2 separate regions of the Homo sapiens genome follow, and region 1 is linked to region 2. Evidence: read pairs that join two places in POLR2A ChIA-PET (ENCODE). Cell type or tissue: OCI-LY7. All regions are shown on one strand. Each heading gives the region's core, and the rest is flanking DNA. Links, peaks and the distances in the headings are about the cores only. Region 1 overlaps ZCCHC7 (zinc finger CCHC-type containing 7). Region 2 overlaps PAX5 (paired box 5).

Region 1 (11,553 bases), core at 6,003-8,502, 200 kb before region 2:
ATTTTTACATGACTCACATAGACTAAAACAGAAAATTTCCAAAAATTATTGTGAAATAACATATAGGCTTATAGACACAGTGCTTGCCACATTTAAAAATGAATTTAGAAGATACAAATAATTGCTGAAATTTCTCTCATATGCATGAAACATTTCTTTTTATTTTCACGGATACTGTTAAGAATTAGAAATAAGGTAATTATATAAACACATTATTTTAGTATTAAGAAAAAATATTCATCTGTGTTTTCACTGAAGGATTCTAACTATAAAACATAACCTTCAGAATTCTCATCAGCTTCTCTCCTTAAGTCACTGTAAGATAGATACACCTGTAGCAAATAAAGAATAAAGGGAGCCTTGTAGGAATATTATTGAAATTTTAAATAAAAAGAAAAGTGAGATAGAGGATAAAGTGCATTTTATAGTATTTTCCTACAGTTTTGAGTAAATATGAATATCTTATTTCAAATTTAATAATTATTATTAGAAATTATCCTTAATCTACAGAGTCAAAACTACTTAAGAACATTTTAAAAATAAGAGGCTTTCATAACAGTTAACATAAAATCAAATGCATACTACAATTAAAATTACAAAGACTTCCGTTTTCTGGCTGTTCTAAGAAATGTCTTAATAGAAAATTTTATGTCAACATTATGCCATGGGCAATGAGATAATGCTCTCCCTATAAGATACACTTTTTATTTATTTATTTATTTATTTTTGAGACAGAGTCTCTCTCTTGTTGCCCACGCTGGAGTGCAATGGTGTGATCTTGGCTCACTGCAACCTCTGCCTCCCAGGTTCAAGCAATTCTCCTGCCTCAGCCTCCCAAGTAGCTGGGAATACAGGTGTGTGCCACCATGCCCAGCTAATTTTGTATTTTTAGTAGAGATGGGGTTTCACCATGTTGGTCAGGCTGGTCTCGATCACCTGACCTCAAGTGATCCGCCCACCTCGGCCTCCTAAAGTGCTAGGATTACAGGCGTGAGCCACCGCGTATGGCCAAGATAAACATATGTTTTCTAACCATTTAGAGCAAATAAAATTGGAAAGGTATAAATAAAATAATGTCTCACAATAATATAATAAAATTTCTATCAGATGCAAGCAACAACTATTTCCTTTCATGCTCACAAACATTTTTCTGTGGCTCAGAAATATGAACCATATACAGGCAATTCATGTACTTTCTAAGAGACAAGAATGAAAATTACAGAAAATGCTATATGACCTCGTTAGTAAAGAAATAACAGTTCTATTACCTACAGCAAAAGACAGGAGTTTAGGATGTCAGGAACAGTTTAAAGCCTCTATGATCAAGTAATATTCTCTGAGTCACTACTTTGTTAGTTGTGTGGGAGTGTAGCAAAAGGATTATTGCTAATCCTTTAACTGTGAATAATGATTTATTGAACAATTCCTACATAAATTCCAACTGTGACCACAAAATCAACCCCTCATAGGCCAAGATATTTTCCTCTTATATAACAAAATTAAAATGTTTAAAAATATACACACACAATTAAATCAATTACAAATTGATTTATATGTGTGCAGTAAAGGCTTTACAGCTTTTATTTACAGCATTCATTTTTATTTTAATCTTAAACAAGTCTAAGTATGGCCCTTCCACTTAGGTATCAATTAAGAGTGGTAACAAAATTTCAAAATACTTTTTCAAATAGGTGACAGTCATTCAGAGAAATAAAGAAGCAAGACATTAGAATGAAGTTAAGTGCATCTTTTGTCAGTAACGTGTGCTGCTCCCACTGGCCTCATAAACAAGCTGCTCCTTTTTGAATAAAGCAGACCTTCAATTTAAATTTATGGAAAGACTAAAGCAGGAGAGCCTGCACTCACAATTTTAATAACCTATTAAGTTGCGACTTCAGATTCATTTTATAACCACGCTCCTTAGGGAGCTATGCTATCTGGATAAAGATAAAATTTTTTTCCTTTAAAGATAAATAGCATCATTAATCTGCAACATTTCTTTTCTATTATCTTTCGAAATGAGGAGTTATTTTGTTCTGATCTTGAGGTAATTAGCCTTCATTCACTAGCCTGAAAATGTCTGTGTTCTGAAAATTAAAAATGTGTCATTAAGTGGAATTTACCATAATGTCATTTATCTTTATATAGTTCATCAGTGACAGCAATGGGCCTGGGAATCCATCAGCTTTTACCAAGGAAGCATTAAAACAAATTGAAAAACAGAATAATCCCAGACACTCTTTAACACAGTCAAAGCCATTTGGGTAATTAAATAGTGGTATTTAAAGTTTTAATTTAGATTTTTCCCTCTGTTCATCAGTAGTCAAATGAGATGTTCATATTCATAACTGTTTGTAATAAAAGGTTTCATAAAGCAAGCAGAATATCAATGTTATTAAAATTTAATGTAACATAGGGTGAGCTTTAATCTACAAAATAAAGTTTTTATTTTCCTACACCCTGATTTATAAGATTACATCAGAAATATCTCTTTCTTCAACTGTATAGGTTGCAATATTAGTTTCACAAAAACTGATATTCAATACCCAAATAACAAAAAAGTATATGACTTGAAATTGAGCTTCATTATTACCAATGCTGAGGAAGAATAGTATCTCTTCCACCTTTAATTTGTTTTCACTAAACATACTCCTCCAACAATTATTGTACAGAATTATGAGACACAATTATGAAAATAAACTCTGCTTCATAAAACATCAAAGAAAATAAGAATTAAATTAATGTAATAAATAATTCAACTAATAAATAAGAATTAAAATAAAATAAGTATTTTGTGGTGGTAAAGGAGCACAGAGGCATTGTTACTATATAACTAATTCTATCCATATAGTGATGAGAAACAACACGACAGAAACATAGCTCAAAAATCATATTGTTAGTTAAGACATTAAAAATACCCTGAATAGACTTCTAAAAAACACAACATAATGAAAGCAGCTGAAAAAGCTAAACTGTCATAAAAATGTTTCTTAAGTATAATAGCTTCAATGCACAGCTTCATTCAACATAATAAAAACATCCAGTATGTCCCTTTCTATGTATCTAGAAAAACCGAATCTGGGATAATGTTTCCTTAACATAAAAATAATCTAACAACATAAAGATTAACTTAATGCAGCATGGCTCAGTACTAAGTAATTTATATTCTGAACTTACATAGTATACTCAAATGTGTTAATGAGTGTTTCAGTATGATTTTATGTTAAACTACTGGATAACTTAAATTTAAAGCTTTGCCACATAGATATGCAAATTAAGATTTCAGATGTCTTGGGGAACAATCCTAGGAATAAGTGATTCTTTGTAAAATATCTAAAATAGAAATTAATTTTCTTGTCTGATGAATTCTAACACACAAATACACACACACACACACACATACACACCATTGAGCGAATCTCATACCAAATATTGGTTAAGGACCTAAAAACTTAGAAAAAGCTATCTATCATCTCCGATTCCCAACTAGCTTTTCAATGTTGTTGATTTACTCTGCACTGAGCCAGGGAAATGGAAATATGCAATATTAAATAAGTATATGATTTTATCATCCATTTCTTTAAAACAATGTGCAAGATAATAAATCAGAAATTTTTATAATCAAAACACTTTAGAAACAATCAATTTTACAATAAGGAAAGGAAAGGCACTCTCAGGAGGTGAAAACTTGGCATATTGGTACTAGTCAACAACAGCACAAGTAGGATTAGAATTCATGTATCCAGGCTATTCTTATACCATCTGCCTTGCAGATCAATGAATCTAAAACATTTACTCAATATTTATGCATTTACTAAGTATGAATCATCAGATAAATAGACATTACTAACAATAAAAAGCATATTCTGAATTTGACACCTTGTTAAAAGTTTTCAGACAGTATTAGGATCCCTGTATCAATAAAGCAACTAACAAGGGTTCTGTTGCTGCCTTGAATGATCTGCTTTTGAAATTTTAACTAATATTTCTTAAAATAACATATTTACCAATATAATTTCTAAGTCTGTCTTTATTCATCCTGTGGAACTACAGGTTTTCTGTTATATTGTCATTTTAGCTAAAACTATTTGCTTGCCCCCTTTAAACAAGGAAATAACACTATCCAGGTCAGGTTGAGCAGTAATTACATTATCTTCAAAATTGTGTGGAGGAAGGACCTTTTGGTCAAATACAACTTTCAAAAAAAGTTGAAGCTCAAATAATTTGTGGTTATCCTCATTAATCCTTCTTGGTACTAAACATTACTAAACCAATTTTATTGGTAAATAAAAATTCAGCAGAAAAGTATACATGTATTTGCAATATTGTTTAAAATGGTTTTAAAAAACAGAAAACAGTTGAATATCTAAGCGAAGAGTTCAGTAAATTCCGAACATCCACTCTGTCTATTCTATAGAATATAATTACAGCTATTAAAAAGTCAAGCCCTCTATCAACCAGGGAAACTTACATAGTAAAAGTGAAAAAGGTATGTCTCAGAGAAGTCTGTAAAAAAAACAATGACCCCAAAACTACTGTGCATGTGTTCTTTGGACAAGCATGGAGAAAGATATAGAAGGATTCAGAAGGTGTATACACTGATATATTGTTGATGTACAGGTAGAGAAGCTGTTAACACTGTGTTTAGGGGTCAAGGAAGCAAGAAGAGGAAGAAAAGTATTAACATTTTCTTAATTAATCCTGAGAGAGAAGCAATTCATCCAACAAGGTGAACGATCTGTTCGATGGGGACTCTGAAGTAAGGCTGGGCTGCCTTAAGCTGATACCAGAGCCTTAGAGTTCCACTGTTGGCAGAATTATTTGCTAAGATCTAATTTTCAGTTCATCTCAATGATTCAGATAGCCAACTAAAAAGAAAAGAAAGAGAAAGAGAAAAAGAAAGCAAGCTATTTCACAATTACACCCTTAAGAAAAGCAATTTTTTTTAAAGATCTGCTCTTTTCTAAAGTAGAAAAAGTCTTTATTTTCCCACTCCAAAAATTTTTTTAAAGGAATCATTAGGATAATGGCTGACTAAATCAGTATGCCTGTACAAACAAATTAAAATATTTCTAAGTAAAATTTTTTTTTTAGGTATGGTAGAAGATTGGCTCAGGGTTTCTCAATCTTGGTACTACTGACATTTTGGGCCACAAAAACATTTATTTAGTGGCAGGATGTTTAGCAACAACTCTGGCCTCTACCCACTGAATGCCAGTAGTGCCTCCTCCGCCTCCCCAGCTGCCACTAGGTTGTAACAATCAAAAATGTCTCCAGACATTATCAAAATGATCCTGGGAGGTAAAATCATCCCCAGTGATTTTGCCAAAGATTTTCTTTTTTTTTTTTTTTTTTTTTTTTTTTTTTTTTTTTTTTGAGACGGAGTCTCGCTCTGTCACCCAGGCTGGAGTGCAGTGGCGCCATCTCGGCTCACTGCAAGCTCCGCCTCCGGGTTCATGCCATTCTGTCGCCTCAGCCTCCCAAGTAGCTGGGACTACAGGCGCCTGCCACTACACTCGGCTAATTTTTTGTATTTTTAGTAGAGATGGGGTTTCACCGTGTTAGCCAGGATGGTCTCGATCTCCTGACCTCGTGATCCGCCCACATTGGCCTCCCAAAGTGCTGTGATTACAGGCGTGAGCCACCGCGCCCGGCCCTAGCCACAGATTTTCTAAGCGAAATGACTTAATGTTTTACACTAGCAACAGTCCTTTGCAGACTGCTGAGCAACATTTCCATATTAATATTCTACAGTGAAAAATGTTAAAGATAAAATAATATCACATAATTAACATCCTATTACTAAGACATGAAAACTGAAGCTTTAAAAGTATCCAGAAATGAGAACTATCATTACAAAACATACTACTTATCTGCATTATAAATAAAAAAAAATCTCTAGTGTGAATCAAAGCACTGTGAGAGAACTCAGTATTTGATGATAAAGATGGAAGAAAAATAATATGTATAATGTAATCTATCTTGGCTGCATATACAGCTTATGTTATTAAAAAACCAAAACCAAAACCAAAACCCCAAAACAAACAAACCAAAAAACCCTACAAGTAAAACCATATGTATGCTGAATCACTCTCTCCCACTAAACTTAAACTTCACACCTTCATTGAAAAAATTATGACCCAATTCAAGACTTTACATTTCTAACATTTGTAAAAATCTGTCTTTCTCCATCGTTCATACAATGTCATAAGGTAACAAAACATATATTAATCCCTAAACGTTTTGATCATGCGAAACACTTAATTCCCAGCTTACTGGAAATTCTTTAGAAATAAAAATAAAATGTTTAAAACTGTCACACTGTTCCAGCTAACCAGCAAAACTCACTATATGAATGATCAACTGGAGACATTAGCATTCCTGGCAGAAGGAACTACACAGAAAAGTAAAGCCACAAGAAAATGTTTAAGTATAAGGCCCTAGGGAGTATGTGTACAGGAGAAAGAGGCAGAGACAGACTGAAAGACATAGAGACTAATCATCTGACCAGACAAATGGAGTGACTTTCAAACCTCTTTTAGTTATAGAGCCCTATTTTAAAGAAACCAAAATATGCAAAAGAGATTAAAGCCTAAAGGTTGAGGATAGAAATCTGGTGACTTGACCCCTACCTTTCCAAGGGAATGCCTAAGAGGCTTCAAAAAAAACCTGTTTAGAAACCAGTGGAATAGGGTAGAGAAAATCTGTGAGGGGACTAAGAAATAAGATTTTAAAAAGTAGGTTGGGGCATATTATGAATTGCCTTAGATGCTGGTTAAATAGTTATATTTAGTAGATATCAGGGAGCCATTGCAGATGTCAAAATGGGAGGGAAATGAATGATGTAATGCACACAAGAAACAAATGAAATAAACCTTGTTCATTATTATACACTACTCCTGAAAAATCTTGGTGTTTTCTACATAATCTTATTTATCACATGAAAAAGATCAGTAATATAAGATAGGATGAACAGTATGAGGGCTAAATATAGTTTAGTGAAAGGATACATTTTAATATTATAAATACTAAATGTTCATAGATGTGGTTATTTCTCACTGAAAAAGTACAGCCTCTTCTATGAGTCTCTTGAAGGTCCACGGCTGCAAATGCAGACTTTTAGATGTCATTCTCCGTGTCAAGTGGCAGCCAGCAGTCACACCAACTGTCAGTTTGACAAGTCCTCTCTTAGCATTCAGGGATAAAGTGCACATACACAACACCCTTCCTGACAAAAAAGAAGCCAGGGAGATGAGAGCCAGCCACTAGAGGGAAGACAATCAAGCTGGCAGGAAAGGACTGGCTATGACAATAAACCAGAGAGCCAAGAAAGGGTGAAAGAAAGCTTGCTCACTCTGAAGCCAAAAAATAAAAAAATAAAAATAAATAAAAAAACAGGAAGAAGAAACAGAAAAAGAAAGAAACCTAATCCTATATCATGGGGTCAAATGAAGAGAAAAAAAAACTGTCCTTGGTGGATTCAAAGAGAAACCAATAATCCAGAAAGGCTTCTGACTTCATGTATTACTATCTGCCCAAGTAATCTGCCCACAAATAATCTTTAGCATGAACATGTCCACTCCAGTAACTTATTCTCTCCAGAACACACCCCTACCTAACTACTCCACACTTCTCCAGAGTCCTAATGCTGCTATATGCCCACTGATTTCCCTTATAAACACAAATATTTATCCAGTTTATTCAGTCATGCATTCAAGAAGTATTTGAGTACTGTTTCTAGGCCCTGGGGATGCAGAAATGAAACAAAAAGGGTTCTTCTTTAACAGGTAGAGTGAAACCATTAAATACATATATACACACATGTGTATACATACATATGCATATAAAACATTAAGAAAAGGGGGAGAGAAAATGAAAAGGGTAGACAAAGATGTTATTTTATACAGGTGAGGGGAATTCTCTCTGATGATATTTGAGCAAGATTGAAAAAATTGAGGAAGACAGCCATGTAAATATTGAGGTTGGAAAGCATACACAACAGAGGGCACGATACCTGCAAAAGCTCTAAGACAGGAATATACTTGGAACTTTAAAAAAAAAATGGCCAGGCGTGGTGGCTCATGCCTGTAATCCCAGCACTGTGGGAGGCCGAGGTGGGCAGATCACAAGGTCAGGAGATCGAGACCATCCTGGCTAACACGGTGAAACCCCGTCTCTACTAAAAATACAAAAAGTTAGCCAGGCGTGGTTGTGGGCGCCTGTAGTCCCAGCTACTCGGGAGACTGAGGCAGGCAAATGGCGTGAACCTGGGAGGTGGAGCTTGCAGTGAGCTGAGGTCGCACCACTACACTCCAGCCTGGGCAACAGAGTGAGACTCCATCTCAAAAAAAAAAAATTGCGGTTGTATTTTATTATGCCAGCCCCAGTAAAAACAGAAAAGAATAAAGTTATTAATATTTTTTAAAATTTTTTAAAAAGAAGTCAATGTGGCTGAAGCAGAGCATTGATAGGTGATAGTATTAGGAGATAAGATCAGAAAGATAAAGAACCATATCATATATAGCCTTTTTTGCCATGAAATGAATGAGCTGTGTGCAAAGAAATGACATTGTCTGATTTATGTGTTAAAAGGACCTCTCTAGCTGCTTGGTGGAAAAATGAAGAACAAAAATCTAGACACCACTCCAACAGTTCAAACTATGATAATGGTGAATTGGAACAAAGTGATGGCAGAGTAGATGGGTAAGAAGTAACCAGGTTCTGATTCTAAGTATATTTCAAAGGCTTAAAGTGACAAGTTTTGCTGCTGGTGTGGACATGAGATGTAAGTACCAGAAAGCAGCTCAGGATTACTAGAGATGCTGCCAGCCCATAATCATCACTCAATATGATCTGTTACACATTACCTATTCTCATTTCACCTCATTCAACACTGCCATTTCTAAACTTGCTCTCACCCTTCTTTTTGCTGAAGCAGCACTCCTGCCTATTAAAGCTAGAAGTGAGAAAGGGTTGGTGAAGGCAATCTAGTAGACTGTGTTTCAGAAGCTTTAATAGGCCGGGAGTGGTGGCTCACGTCTGTGATCCTAACACTTTGGGAGGCCGAGGCAGGTGGATCAATTGAGCTCAGGAGTTCAAGACCAGCCTGGGCAACAATGGTGAAACCCCATCTGTACTAAAAATACAAAAATTAGCCGCGTGTGGTGGTGCACGCCTGTAATCTCAGCTATTCGAGGGGATGAGGTGGGAGGATCACCTGAGCCCAGGAGGTCGAGGATGTGTGATCATGCCACTGCACTCCAGCCTGGGTGACAGAGTAAGACCTTGTCTGAAAACAAACAAACAAAAGCAGAAGCCGTAACAAAAAATACACTGGAGAAACCAGGAGCACCAAATCATTCATTTAAAAAACTGATGTGAACACCACTAACACAGAAAGGAGGGCCAGAGTACAGGAGGGCCTACTAATTTACTTAACAAAAACTTAAAACTATTCACTAAACCTCGGTCATAAAAAGTGATAAAACGATGAACATAAATATCAAAAATAAAACTTATTAATTTGAAAAAAAATGCTGGCAATGATTAAACAGATAGGAAATCACACCAGAGAAATAGAAATTATTTTTTTAAAGCAATGGAAAATTTAGAAGTAGAAAATATAGTATCTGAAATATTTTTAAAAATCACTGAATGGGCTAAATAGCAGATTGGATATGACAGAAGGAAAAGTTAGTAGGCATGAACATAGATCAGTAAAAATTATCCGATCCGACAAACAGAAAATCGATTTTTTTTTTGTTTTAAACAGAGCATCATAAACTGTAGGACACAGCAACGGATTACCACATGTATTACAGGAATACAAGAATGACCAGAAGGAAAAAATGAAGCAAGAAAAAAGTTTTAGTCTTGAACACAAGGCAAAAAAAAAAAAAAAAAAACTCTGGAGAAATAATAAATAAAAGTTTGATCTCCAACCAGGAAAAATACAAAAAATGTACAACCAGGCACATCACAAACTACTAGAAAGTTTAAATACAGAAATAATCTTGAAAGAAGGCAGAGAAAAATGACACATTAACGTATAGAAAAAAAATGACTACTGACATCATAAAAAATAATAAATGCCAGAACACAGTAGAAATACACATTGCAAGTGCTAAAAAAAGCTTTCAAATGAGATTATATGCTCCAAATATATCATTTAAGAATGAAAGCAAAATTACACTTTCAGTTATGATGGAGTAACAAGGACTACATATACTTCAACTCTAAACAATAAGAAGACACAACTGTATTCATTCATTCATTTAGAGACAGAGTCTGGCTTTGTCATCCAGGCTGGAGTACAGTGGTAAGATCATAGCTCACTGTAGCCTCAAACTCCTGGGTTCAAGCGATCCTCCCTTCTCAGCCTCTCCAGTAGCTGGGACTACGGTTGCACACCACCATGACCAACGATTTTTTTTTTTTTTGGAGAGACTACAGTTTCACTAAGTTATCCAGGCTGATATCAAACTCCTAGCCTCAAGAGATCCCCCTGCCTCTGCCTGAAACACTTTTAGACACACAGACATGGCAGAATAGTGATCCTGGAGAGAAAGGAAATAGGTAAGTTGAATCTTACATTGAGAAGGTTTCCTGGCCACCTTGTAAGGGAGGAGGTAGTCAAACCAGACCCCATCTACGTAATTGAGTGTCAAGGACAGATCACAGAATGTACACAGGTCAAAGTCGCTGCAATTTCCAGAGAAAAATACCAGAGAAACTGGCCACATAGAAAGCTAGGCCCAGCATCGTGGCTCACACCTGTAACCTCAACACTTTAGGAAGCTGAGGCAAGTGGATCGCTTGAGCCCGGGAGTTTGAGACCAGCCTGGGCAACATGGGCAAAACCCATCTCTACAAAAAATGCAAAAATTAGCTGGATGTGGTGGTACATACTTGTAGTCCCAGCTACTCGGGGGGCTGAGGTGGGAGGATTGCTTGAGTCCAGCAGGTTGCGCTGAGCCAAGATCGCGCCACCACACTCCAGCCTGGGCAACAGAGGGAGACCCTGCCAAAACGAAGCGGGAAAGGTGAAGGCGGGAGGGAAGAGGAATGAGAGAGAAGTGGGGAGGAGGAGGGAGAGGGAGAGGGGGAAGGGGGAAGGGAGGGAGAAAGCCGGGAGGGGAAGAGAGGGAGGGGAAAGAAAGCTGAAGATTGGTTTCATCAATTTTCTGGCTTAGTACTATTCTCTTGTGTGGGGATGGAAGGAACTACTTGAAATCAGGGAAAGAACCCTCCTACATGCTTTCCACACAAAACCTACCTTTTAGACATATATCTGTTAAAAATAAAAGAACTAAAAAATGGCAGAAAAGATAGCAAGAGTGGCTGCCTATATTAATATTAGAAAAAGCAGATTTTAGAACAAATGACGTTGTCAGGAATAAAGAGAAACATTTAATAATGACTAAGGGGTCAATTCACCAAAATATCATAATACTCCTAAGAATAGGGCTTCAAAATGTACAAATTAGGAACTGACTAAGCGGAAAGAAAAAAAAAAAAACTCCAACAAATCCACAATTGTACAAATGCATGATT
Region 2 (11,478 bases), core at 5,282-7,781:
CAGGAGTGTGGGCATTCAGTCTACAGAGCTCAAGGCTTCGGAGGGGCTAGAGACGCACAGCTTGGTGGCATCTGAGGCTGAGTTAAATCCACCCAGGGCCTGGCTGCTGTCTTTTTTCACTGGAGCCTGGTTGGGAGGTTCAGGTCATTGGTATTGGGTAGTATGTTACACAGTAAGAAGAAACACTAGGGATTTTAATCCTCCGCACGTGCTCTTTATTTTATGTTTTGCAAAGCTTATTCTCAACCGTCTGTATTTCTGTCTTCAAAACAGCCCCACAAAACAAGCAGGGAAGACATTCTCCCCCTATTGTATGAATGGGAAAATTGAGGCCTAGAGAGGCTAAGTGAGTTGGCCAAGATCACACAGAGAGTTAGCATCAGAGCCACCTACACCTCTTGATTACTAAACTAATGCTCTTTGCACCGAAGGACATTGTGTGTTGGTGGCTGCCGTTGGTCTTTTGTCTGTAAGCCAAGGGGCTGCACGGCTGTTTTGCTGAGATGAAAGGATAGTTATTAAATCTGAATCCTCATTTGACACAGTTTCGAGTTGGGGTTTTCGGAGTGTCAGGGTTGCCTTCTAAGTGCCTGGCCCATGTGTCAGTCAAAAGGACGACAGAGACCTCTCATGTCAAGGCCGCAGTCTTCCACAGTTGGCACTGCTCAGGTGGGATGGGCAGGTAGCCCTGCGTGCTGCCGCCCGCCAGCTATGTAAGTGGGGGCCAGGCTGGGGGGGACCTTCAGCTTGCCACCCTCCCAGAGTTGCTATGTGAATGTTGCAGTCCCATTCAACTAACATATTTTGAGTATCCAGGACAGGGTTGTCTAAATGTCTGTAACCCCTTCCCTGAGATTCTGCCTGTCCTAACAGACACTCGGTGACTATCAATTGAGTGAGTGAATGAATGAAAAATGCATGTGAAAATGCCTGGCCTGGTAAATAGTAAAGTTCTCTGCAATTGCAAGGGGTCATTATTCTTATTATTATTTAAAATTTTATAAGCAAAGCAGCAGCTTGCTGTAGCGGGAAGAGCACTGAATTTAGAGTCAGGTTTGAAAGCTGGGGCTGTCCCTAACTACAGAAGGGAGTTGGGCAAGTCACTTAGTCTTCCAATCATTTATTTTTCCTTCTATAAATCCCTGTGGCCTTGCAGGGTTAGTGTGAGGATCAAGATAATTCGAGGAAGAGCTCTGTAAACTTTAGGGTGCTGTGGCTGAATTATAGTGAGTTGTATTATAGTAAAAATTGGCTTTACATTATAAAATTGACAGGACAATTGGAGACTGCAGAGATTGCTGTGTGCCTTGACTTAGGGTGCTTTTCTAGCCATCTGGTTTTTTTGGGATATTGTTAAAAAGTTGTTTGTGAGTAATAATTTTTTGGCAATTACAGAAAAATTGCTGAAAGCAATTTTTTAGAAAGAGGGAAGATAGGTTGAGTTTTTACCTTATGGTCAAAATTTGTAAATGACTCACTCTTTTCAATGAAAAACAGACATTTCACTTTCACATCACTGCTTCCAAAGTATTTCATCTCTTTCAGGATATTCACTAACTTGGCCTTACCCAAACATACCCAGGCTGAGAATTTCAGCATCTCTGTAAATGTGACCAGTCATCTTGGGTAACATTTTCTACCCATCTCAGAATCACCTCGTTCCCTTACCTATCATCAACTCTTGTTAGGTTTCAAAATTATTAGTCATTTAAAAAATGTCTTTTTGGTTTTTTAAAACAGATTCAACTGCAAGATAATTTCCTTGGAAAAGGAAATCAAGAATTCTTCTGTAAATATTGAGAGAGACGTCTGGTGATGTCTCAGATTCAGAAAAGAAATTATGTCAATTATCCCCCCCTGAAATGATGTTTCATGACACTCTTCTTCTTGGTCTTGGTTTTACTGTAAAACCCTGACATCCTATTTTCCTTAATGAGCAAATGCTGATAGCATGGAAATGTCCTTAGAAACAGCCATTTACCTCAGGGGAGGTCCCTGGAAGAGTTGCCGTGACTTGTGGTTGGTTTTTCCGATTGCTTGAGTTTTGACTTACAACAGATATTTTCAGATAATTCTGCAATTCAACATTCCTTTTAATTTTACACCAGGATTATTATTTTTCTCTTACAGAAAAATAAGTTGCATTTCAGGGGACAGTTTCATACAATGCTGGAGATTGTGCTAGGGCTTGGGAGAGCTGGCAAATCAAAAGTGTAAGCTACCTTATTGGGGAAATTGTAGTTCAAGAGGCTGGGTGGGCAACAGCCCTAGCTTGCCCATTTGGTCTTGTGTGACCCTAGGAAAACTGTTTAACCTTGATGAATCTCTGCTTTATACCTGTAGATCAGGACCTATTCATTTATTTGTTCATTCACTCATTCATTAATTCAAAGCAATTTATGTGCTTTAGAACTGTTGGAGATAAAATGGGAAAACTGACTCGAAAGTTTTCTGTAAACTATAAAATGGTAGATGAATGTGAAAGAATTTTGTTAATGCTTAGCCAGTGCTGTCCAATAGAAATACAATGAGAGACTGGCCGGGCGTGGTGGCTCATGCCTGTAATCCCAGCACTTTGGGAGGCCGAGGCAGGCGGATAACCTGAGGTCGGGAGTTCGAGACCAGCCTGACTAACATGGTGAAACCCCCGTCTCTACTAAAAATACAAAATTAGCTGGGCATGGTGGCACATGCCTGTAATCCCAGCTACTCGGGAGGCTGAGGCAGGAGAATCACTTGAACCCAGGAGGCGGAGGTTGCAGTGAGCCAAGATCACGCCATTGCATTCCAGCCTGGGCAACAAGAGCGAAACTCCGTCTGAAAAAAAAAAAAAGAAATACTATGAGAGCTGTGTATGCAATTTAAAATTTTCCAGCAGCACATTAAGAAAAGTTAAAAAAAAGAGGTACTATATTTTAATTATATATTTTAACTCAATATATAAAAATTGTTATTTCAACATACAACTAATATCAAAATTATTGAGATATTTTACTTCTTTTGGTACTAAGTTTTAAAAATTTGGTGTGTATTTTATATTTACAGCACATTTTGATTCAGACTAGCCATATTTCAAATGTTCAAAAGCCGCATCTGGCTGGTGGCTACTGTATTGGAACGTGCAGATCCGGACGTTTCCTGGCCAGAGTAGCCCGTTATTTTGTTGCCAATATCCACTTTACTGGTTCCTCATGGCTAAGCTTCTTTCTCTTTGGGTCCTAGGTATTATGAGACAGGAAGCATCAAGCCTGGGGTAATTGGAGGATCCAAACCAAAGGTCGCCACACCCAAAGTGGTGGAAAAAATCGCTGAATATAAACGCCAAAATCCCACCATGTTTGCCTGGGAGATCAGGGACCGGCTGCTGGCAGAGCGGGTGTGTGACAATGACACCGTGCCTAGCGTCAGTTCCATCAACAGGTGAGGGGCTCGTGCCTGTGGGGGTTGGGGATTTGGAGGGATGGCAGGGCATCCTGGAGGCTCTGCATGTGCCTTTCCTGAAGATCTGGTCTCTTTTTTCACCAAGGCCCCTTAGGGGTTACTGAACAGGAGGGATGCTAATGGGGCCTGCTCGGTCTCTGTTACCCTTCTCTTCTTTCCAAAGCAGGTAGGAGTCCTAGGCCCAGGGAGAGGGGAGCATGCCAACACCCTGGCCGCTCGAGTTTCTTCTGAGCCCAGAGTTATTTCCATCCCTCCCTTCACCACCCACCTATATGTGTGGAACACTTCACAGTGAATTGTCCTGACTAGATCTTCACAAATGTCGCTGTCCCTGCAAACCTAGGCTCAAGGTCTTAGCACTGGCCCATCTCAAAGATTCCCAGGAAGAAAATCCTTCCTCCAGTTTGGGCAGAGCTTGAGCCAGTGAGTGAGAGGAACATAAACCTGACTTGGAGTTGGGAGACTTGGCTCCTTGTTCCAGCTCTGCCACAAGCTCAAAGTGGGACCTTGACAAAGCTCTTCCTCTCTCTGAGAGCCCAGAACCCCAGTGGTTCTGATGTGCATCTTCAACTCCAGAGGTGTTGTCCAGGAGGCTAAGATGCTCTGGAGCAAAGGAGTTGCCCTCTCCCCAACTCATACATGGAATCTCACACAGGGAGAGAAAGAACCAGAGAAACACCCTGGGAGTCATGCACAGGATCTTCCTGGCAGCCACACAGCTCCCTTTCCTTTCCAGTCTGATCCAAGACACATGGAAGGGCGCTCTCAGAGCTTTAAAAATAAATGTATGGAAGAAAGTTTTCTGTTGTAGATGATGAAATTTCAACTCCATTTAAACCCAAAGAGTCAGGGATGAAGTTCAGAGATGAACAGAAATGATGGTTCTCTAAACTCTGCAGAGAAAAGAGAAGGGAGCAGCCTGAAAACTTGGACAGTTTCCATTTCTCCAAATCACACCCTACCATCATCAGTGCAGAGCTTGTGTGGGCGTAGGAGACCCTCACTCCTGGCAGAATGAGGTGGTCGGTCAGACTAGAATGAGAGCCTCTTGTCCTGATAGTGGATCCTTCTGTGATGATTCAAATGCACAGATCGCTGTGGGAGTGCATGTGTTCACATTTTGAGTCCTGCTATTTTGTAAATTGTTAGCCTGTTTTTCTTCTCTTGGCAAACCTTGACAGAGGCCCTGACATCATGCATGGTACAGGGGAGATAGAGGAGAATCAGGCACACAGTTTCTTGGTCTGTTCCAGAGGGGCTCTTTGTCCAGGGTGGGGTTCTGACATGCACTTAGAAGCCTGATGCACCTGGACAAAATTGCTGAGGGGATAGCAATGATGATGGTAGGTTTTGGGGAGGAGGGGATAACTCCTGTTCTTTTTATGGATTATAAGAGGCTCCATTGTGTTTTATGAGCCCCTTACTTCTGGCTCTTTGCGGGATTTCCACGACACAAAACAACATGACAGGCAGCTGGCCTGCTCTGCAGAGGAACATCAGCCAAACCCCTGGTCAGGCTTTGGGGACCCACAGGTTTCCCAACGTAGAGTACACATATAATTGGGGGTTCGCAAGATAACCTTAGGTAGTCCATGGGGGTCACAAAATCTAATGCCTTACATGGGGCCAGGCAGATAAGGTAATGAGGGAAGCAGGCCAGGCAAAAGACGATGGGGAGAGGTTGGGTCCCTGGCAAGCTAGGCAGCACAAGTCCGATTAAAGGGGCAGTGCTTCTTAGCTCCAGCCGAATGCTGCCAGGACCATGGGTCTGGTGTTTGCCAGATTTTTTGCATTCTTCAAGAGAAGGCAGAAGCTGGGGCTTGTGTAGATGTATGCATGGATATTTCTGTATGTGAAATCTCTATATTTAAATTAATTTTTTTTTTATGTAGAGATGGGGGTCTCCCTATGTTGCCCAGGCTGGTATCGAACTCCTGGGCTCAAGCAATCCTCCTACCTCAGCCTCCCAAAGTGCTGGAATTACAGGTGTGAGCCATCACACCTAGCTTAATCTATATATTTTTTTAACAGAGGCAACTAATTTCAATTAAAAATGCCTTGCAGGATGAGCATAACTTATTTACAGAGCATCGGTTTACATCCTCTATAATGCAAAGATGCAAGGGTGCACATTGTTTTCTAATACATTTATTTTAATGTATGTTAGAAAAACGTAAGTAACACACCAAACCAGTGAGTTTGTGAACTCCCCCTCAACACTCCCACCTACCCACTTACAGTAGGGAACTACAATTGCCTTATAAAATAAATTTATTTAAGTCAAAATTGAAGTGATGTGAAAGAAATGTATGAGGCAAATAGAGCAGTGGTTACAGATGTGGCAAAGACTGTGAAGGGGCATGGGATGTGTGGTCAAGAGAGATCACGGGCCCGCTGATGTTTTCTGCCTGGACCTGTGCTGTGGGGAATTTCTAACTGCTGTCTGTAGGGCCATGGCTAGCCTCAGGGGCGTCCTGAGTGTCCAGTCCAAAGCCATGGCCAGGCAGGCCATGCCTCTAAGGTGCTTTCATGTCTGTGGTCTCCTATAGTCCTTAAGGCTTGACTCTATCCTGTGGCAGTTGTAGCAACAGAGGCCAAGATGGAGAGTGCAGAGGAACAGTGACTTGGAGATAGACATGGGGGTAGAACCCAGGTTTCCCAACGGTAAAAGGAGGGCTAGTTTCTTTCCACCACTGCCCTGTAGGACTCTGCGAGTGACAGAACTGAGGATCTGTGAGATGAGAGACAAGAGGGAGGACAAGTATTTTCTTCTGCATTTCAGATCCTCGCGGGCTGCCCGTTCTGCTGCCTGGCTGCCTGCCCTCTCTCATCCTTAGCCTTCTCCAGTGCTCTTCACTGGGGGCTCCTTTTTGGGAGTATTCTCTGGCTCCTTCCTGCTCTCTTCAGTGACAGCTCACTAAGTGTAGGACAATCTCATGCGGCTGCCTTCCTCACCCCTAAACCCCCAAAGCCAGAGCCATCCCAGCATACAGTTTTATTTTTCAGATGAAGGCAAAGCTCCCACTGCATTCAGATGAATGCAGCTTCTAAATGCCTGCCTTGCAAATGACACTGTGTAAGAGGGTCCACATCTCTCCCAGCCCTTGCCTCCCTTGGAGGCAACTTTTCACCCTTTCTGATTTCAAACAGCTGGGGAGGGAGTGATGGCTGGATTTGTGGCTATTCTTATAGCCACAGGGGCATCTCCACGGTTCACCCCTAGGAGTATGTGACTTCCTGTTACCTTCCAGGGGACCAGCCTAGGAAACCATGACTGACAAGGGGTTAAGCATCACTGAACTAGTTCTGTTAGGCTTGTGGGGGATTTCCTGGGACACAGATCACCTTGTTCATTTGACTTCTTATGGACAAACGTGCTGGGAGGCTGCACAACCTGCAGGGATCGCTGGATCCAGTCTGAGTGTCCATTGGAGGTGGCCATCCCAAAGCTGACCCAAACGGTGGGTTGAATGGGGTCTTCCTTCTTCTATTCCAGCACCGTGGCCAAGGGGTGGGGAGTACAAGTGGCACTCCCAGCTTAGAGGGGCAGCTCTATTTAGTACCAACTGGTTGGGTCATGTGAGAACGTGAGGCCAGTATTGTTGGGTGTTCTGATTTTTCAAGAGAAGCTAGAATTCAGATATTTATGAAAAATCTCCCAACTTAAAAATATTAGCAACTAAGTCAAATAAAAACAAATATACTGTGCAGGCTAACAAAACTTGTCCCGGGCTGGAGGTGGCCCTGGGGAAGATGTTTTGTTAGTTCTGCTCTTAATTCTAATTTTGGTAGCAGGCCTTCTGAGATTGTTTATCCATTTCCTCTTTCTTTTTTTTTTTTTTTTTTTGTTTTTTTGAGACAGGGTCTCACTCTGTCACCCAGGCTGGAGTGCAGAGGCACAATCATGGTTCACTGCAACCTTGATCTCCCAGGCTCGGGTGATCTTCCCACCTCAGCTTCCCAAGTAGCTAGGACTACAGGTGCCACCACCATGCCTGGCTAATTTTTTGCATTTTTTGTAGAGATAGGGTTTCATCGTGTTGCCCAGGGTGGTCTCGAACTCCTGGACTCAAGTGATCCACTCACATCGACCTCTATCTGTGTCCTCTTTCTTCTCCACAACAGTCACAGGCCTGGGTGCCACCTGTGGGGCCCCTTGCAGCTTGGCACAGTTGGACCCCTGGGTTTTGAATTCTCGGCATAGCTGATGGCCCAAGCTTCTTACTGCACTGATGGCAGTTTGATCAGTGCCATAGATGTGGGTGTTTCTTCAGCCTTATCTTCCTGTTTCCTTTTTCAAGGCACCATGATTTTCTCTTTCACTGTAATTTTGTGAGGACTGGTGGTGGGGCGGGGGGCGTGGGATGATGGTGAGAAGCCTAGCCTTTCAAAGAAGGAAGAGTGATGTTTCCATGGGATCCTTAAATGCCACAAAGTCCCTCAGAGTTTTAAACCTCAAATTCTAAGTGGGTTTGAAATCCAAATAGCTTTTATGCCTCACATAGGAAGTATTTAGCAGAGGGACCGCGCTTCCTTTGAATGTGGCTTAAAGTAAAGTGCTGGGGCATGGGGGCTGGGAGTCTGGGCTGACTCGCTGTGCAATTCTGGGCAAGTCATTTGAGCATCTTGGGTTTTAGTTTCCTTATTCATAGGAAGAGTTTGATGCTGAGCTCCTTTCTCTGTTGGAACGTCTAGTGTGCTCTGCAGTACGGCAGCCAGGGTCCTGCTCACGCTCAGCAGGTAAGGGACGGGCAATTTGGTGTGACTGCCAACTCAGCCCAACTGTCCCTGGCTTAGAAAAGGTCCTGAGTGTGTTCTTATTGGATGAGTCTTGACAGCCTGTCATATTTAAAATTTAAAATTTGTTTAGAGTTGTTATGATTCAATTACAGTCTTGTTCTTCCCACTACAGTTTCTTCTCAGTGTAAGCTGATGCTCTTTGTTTTTACTTGGTGACTGCTAAAGGCAGATGAGCAAAATCTCTCACCCCTGGGGGCAGCTTCAGAGGCTTGCCTATAACTCTGAGATCCCCCTTTATAAAGGACAACCCTGATGCATTCTTAAAACAGTGTGAGAGTGGCTACCTTCCCCTCCCCAGCTTCCAAGGGGGCCACTTGTGCTTTATTATTATTATTATTTTTAATTTTTATGGGTGCATAGTAGGCATATATATATATATTTATGAGTACATGAGATATTTTGGTACAGGTATGCAATGAGTAATAACCCACCATGAAAAATGGGGTATGCATCCCCTCAAACATTTATTCTTTGTGTTACAAACAACCCAATTACACTCTTTTAGTTATTTTTAAATGTACAGTTAAATTATTACTAACTATAGTATCCTCATTGTGCTATCAAATACTAGGTCTTATTCATTCTTTCTATTTTTTTGCACCCATTGAGCATCTTTACTCCCCCACCGCCCTCGCCTTGTGCTTTTTAAAGCAAATGTGAAAAATATGAATATTTTAAGACGGAAGCTAGTCATTAATCTTTACAAAGACACCACTGAAAATAACATCTTACATTTAAGGAGCACCTAGTATGTAGCTACCACTGTTTTAAGTAATTCATTAATTTAATCCTAATAGTAATCCTATGAGATAGAAATGATTCTTAGTCCCATTTGCAGATGAAGAGACTGAGGCATAGAGAGGTTAAGTAATTTACCCAAGGTCATGTAGCTGGTAAATTGTAAGAGGGATGGGATTCAAACTCTAGTGGTCTAGTTCCAGAGCCTGTACACTGTGCTACTGCAGCCTCTTAATGATTTATAACAATTGATAATGCTTTCCCAGTGATATTTATAACTATTTTAAAAGAAAATGAGGAAAACATAATTTTCTTTGCTTTTTTACATACAAATTTAATAGTCAGACAATGATTTGAAAAGTAAGGATTTTAAGCTGAACTACAGTGACTTTTTTGCCATATATTTATTTGTAACTATATTTATGTCTGGTATATCCATATATTGACATATCCAGCAATATCTCTGTAGACACATACACACAGAGAAAGTGACATACACAAAAATATAAACATTAGGTCAGATGCCAGCTTACTTCCAGGTGACCAAAAAGAGAACCTCACTCCCAGAACTGGACATTTTATTATGACCCACTCTTCTCCCAAATGCCATGAGTTTTCTGGTTGTCCAATATGCTTCGAGTTTGCTTAGTTAAAATAAGTGGTTTGAATATTAGGGAAAACAAACAAACAATCTGAATGTATTTGAGGGAACACTTAAGCTGACTGATTAGAAAAGGGCAAGAGGCTCCTTGCTGAGCTCAAGTAGCCAGGCTCCAGATGGCCTGTGTGTGTGTGGTGAGACTATAGGGTGAACAGAAAAGACCATTTCAGGCTATCAGCTGAGGACACGGACTGCCCTTGGTGCCGAGCACCAAGCTGTAAGATCAGAAAGGGCAGAGAGGCTACTGCCCATTGAGTTTAAGGGGAGGCACCCACCTGCTACTTCTGTCATTCTTCATTTGTATAAGCTGGAGACCCAGTGCAGCCTCAGAATAAACTTTCAGATATTAATGGTCTGGAATGTGAAAAAGCTTCTCACAGAATGTTGCATGAAAAGAGCAGGCTGCAAAACTGTATACATGGAGGCTGAGTGCGGTGGCTCACGCCTGTAATCCCAGCACTTTGGGAGGCCGAGGAGGGCCGACCACTTGAGGTCAGGAGTTGGAGACCAGCCTGGCTAACGTGGTGAAACCTCTTCTTTACTAAAAATACAAAAATTAGGCAGTGGCATGCGCCTGTAGTCCCAGCTACTCGGGAGGCTGAGGCAGGAGAATCAGTTGAACCCTAGGGGCAGAGGTGGCAGTGAGCTGAGGTTATGCCACTACACTCCAGCCTGGGTGACAGAGAGAGACTTCGTCTCAAAAAGAAAAACAAAAAAGCAAAAAAACAAAAAAACTGGGCATGGTGGCGCATGCCTGTAATCCTAGATACTTGGGAGGATGAGGCAGGAGAATCACTCAAACCTGGGAGGCGGAGGTTGCAGTGAACTGAGATCGCACCACTATACTCCAGCCTGGGCAACAGAGCAAGACTCTGTCTCAAAACAAACAACCACCACAACAAAAAAAACTGTATACATGGCATAATCCTGATTTTGTTAAGAGAAAAATGGATATTTCTAAATATGCCCAGGAATGTTGGTATAAAGGAAATACACCAAAATACCGTTTTTAGATGTCTTCTTTATACTTTCCCATACTGTCCAAAGAGTCTACAATGAACGTATATTACTGTTATAATGAGAAAAAACTCTAATAAATGTCCTTTCAAAAGGTAATAGTTTGAGACTGGAATATAACTTTTCCAAAGAAACCGGACATTTTATTATGACCCACTCTTCTCCCAAATGCCAAGGAAGGAGCTTTCTGGTAGATCCGAAGGAGCTTTTCGCGTGGCCCTGTTCTGCTGCTCTCAGATGCGCCGGACTTGCTGTCTTGCGCATGCGTGGTCCTTGCTGGACGTCTACAAACTCTTCAGAGCCTAAGGTTCTGCAGAAGGATGTTAGAGCGGTCAGATGGCCAAGGGAAGGCAGTACTGCTATTATCTCTTTTATGTACGGGGTTTTTCCATAAGATCTTTTTTCTTTTCCGAAAATGATTTGGTTACTTAAAATAAGCAGAGTGGTCTGTTCCAACTCCGTCATTGTATCGGAGGTCCACAATGGAATGTACTTGGTCAAGGTCACAGTGGAATTTGTATTAGAGTGTGAGCAAGGTCTCTGAAAAGACAGGCCAGGATATCACTGGCTCCAGCCCTGTGGATCCTTTCTGTGAGGTTTGGTGCAAGGTAGGCTTCCTCTTAAGAAAGCCAAACCGGATGTCTCCTGGCTGCACTTTGACTCTCCCTAGTATCAGAACAACATATACATCCCCTCCCTTGGCAACTTCCTAGGGGAAGGGGTGTTATCCCTCCTTATGCGTTCTCTAGGGCAGAGAAACCAGCACGTGAGCGCTGCCAGAGGACAGAGAGATTACCAAGTTCAGTTCCTTCATTCCACAT

What was found. Peaks named below come from ENCODE experiments on the same cell type or tissue, not always from the same donor. Only the 100,000 strongest peaks of a DNase experiment are listed, where the experiment ranks them.
Region 1: POLR2A ChIA-PET joins it to region 2 with 16 read pairs; 4 of 35 experiments call an interaction of 5 or more read pairs at or near these places.

The regions. Positions count from the first base shown.
Region 1 is chr9:37,205,850-37,217,402 of GRCh38, reverse strand. The region is part of intron 2 of ZCCHC7 (zinc finger CCHC-type containing 7); the gene reads right to left. Among named protein-coding and RNA genes, the nearest start is that of ZCCHC7, 91 kb to the right of the region's middle. RefSeq lists an enhancer at 2,849-4,048 and a silencer at 7,037-7,331. In OCI-LY7, for the core only: a CTCF peak has its summit at 7,247 (motif pointing right); a DNase peak (open chromatin) is centred at 7,222; H3K4me3 peaks cover 2,402 bases; H3K27ac peaks cover 2,500 bases.
Region 2 is chr9:37,006,939-37,018,416 of GRCh38, reverse strand. It overlaps PAX5 (paired box 5), which reads left to right. Exons shown (of 10, transcript NM_016734.3): 3 at 3,223-3,420. It overlaps LOC105376032 (a long non-coding RNA gene), which reads right to left. Exons shown (of 4, transcript NR_188579.1): 4 at 9,365-10,967. Among named protein-coding and RNA genes, the nearest start is that of PAX5, 22 kb to the left of the region's middle. RefSeq lists an enhancer at 6,772-6,841. In OCI-LY7, for the core only: no CTCF peak of the experiment used is centred there; DNase peaks (open chromatin) are centred at 6,686, 7,214 and 7,670; H3K4me3 peaks cover 1,512 bases; H3K27ac peaks cover 2,109 bases.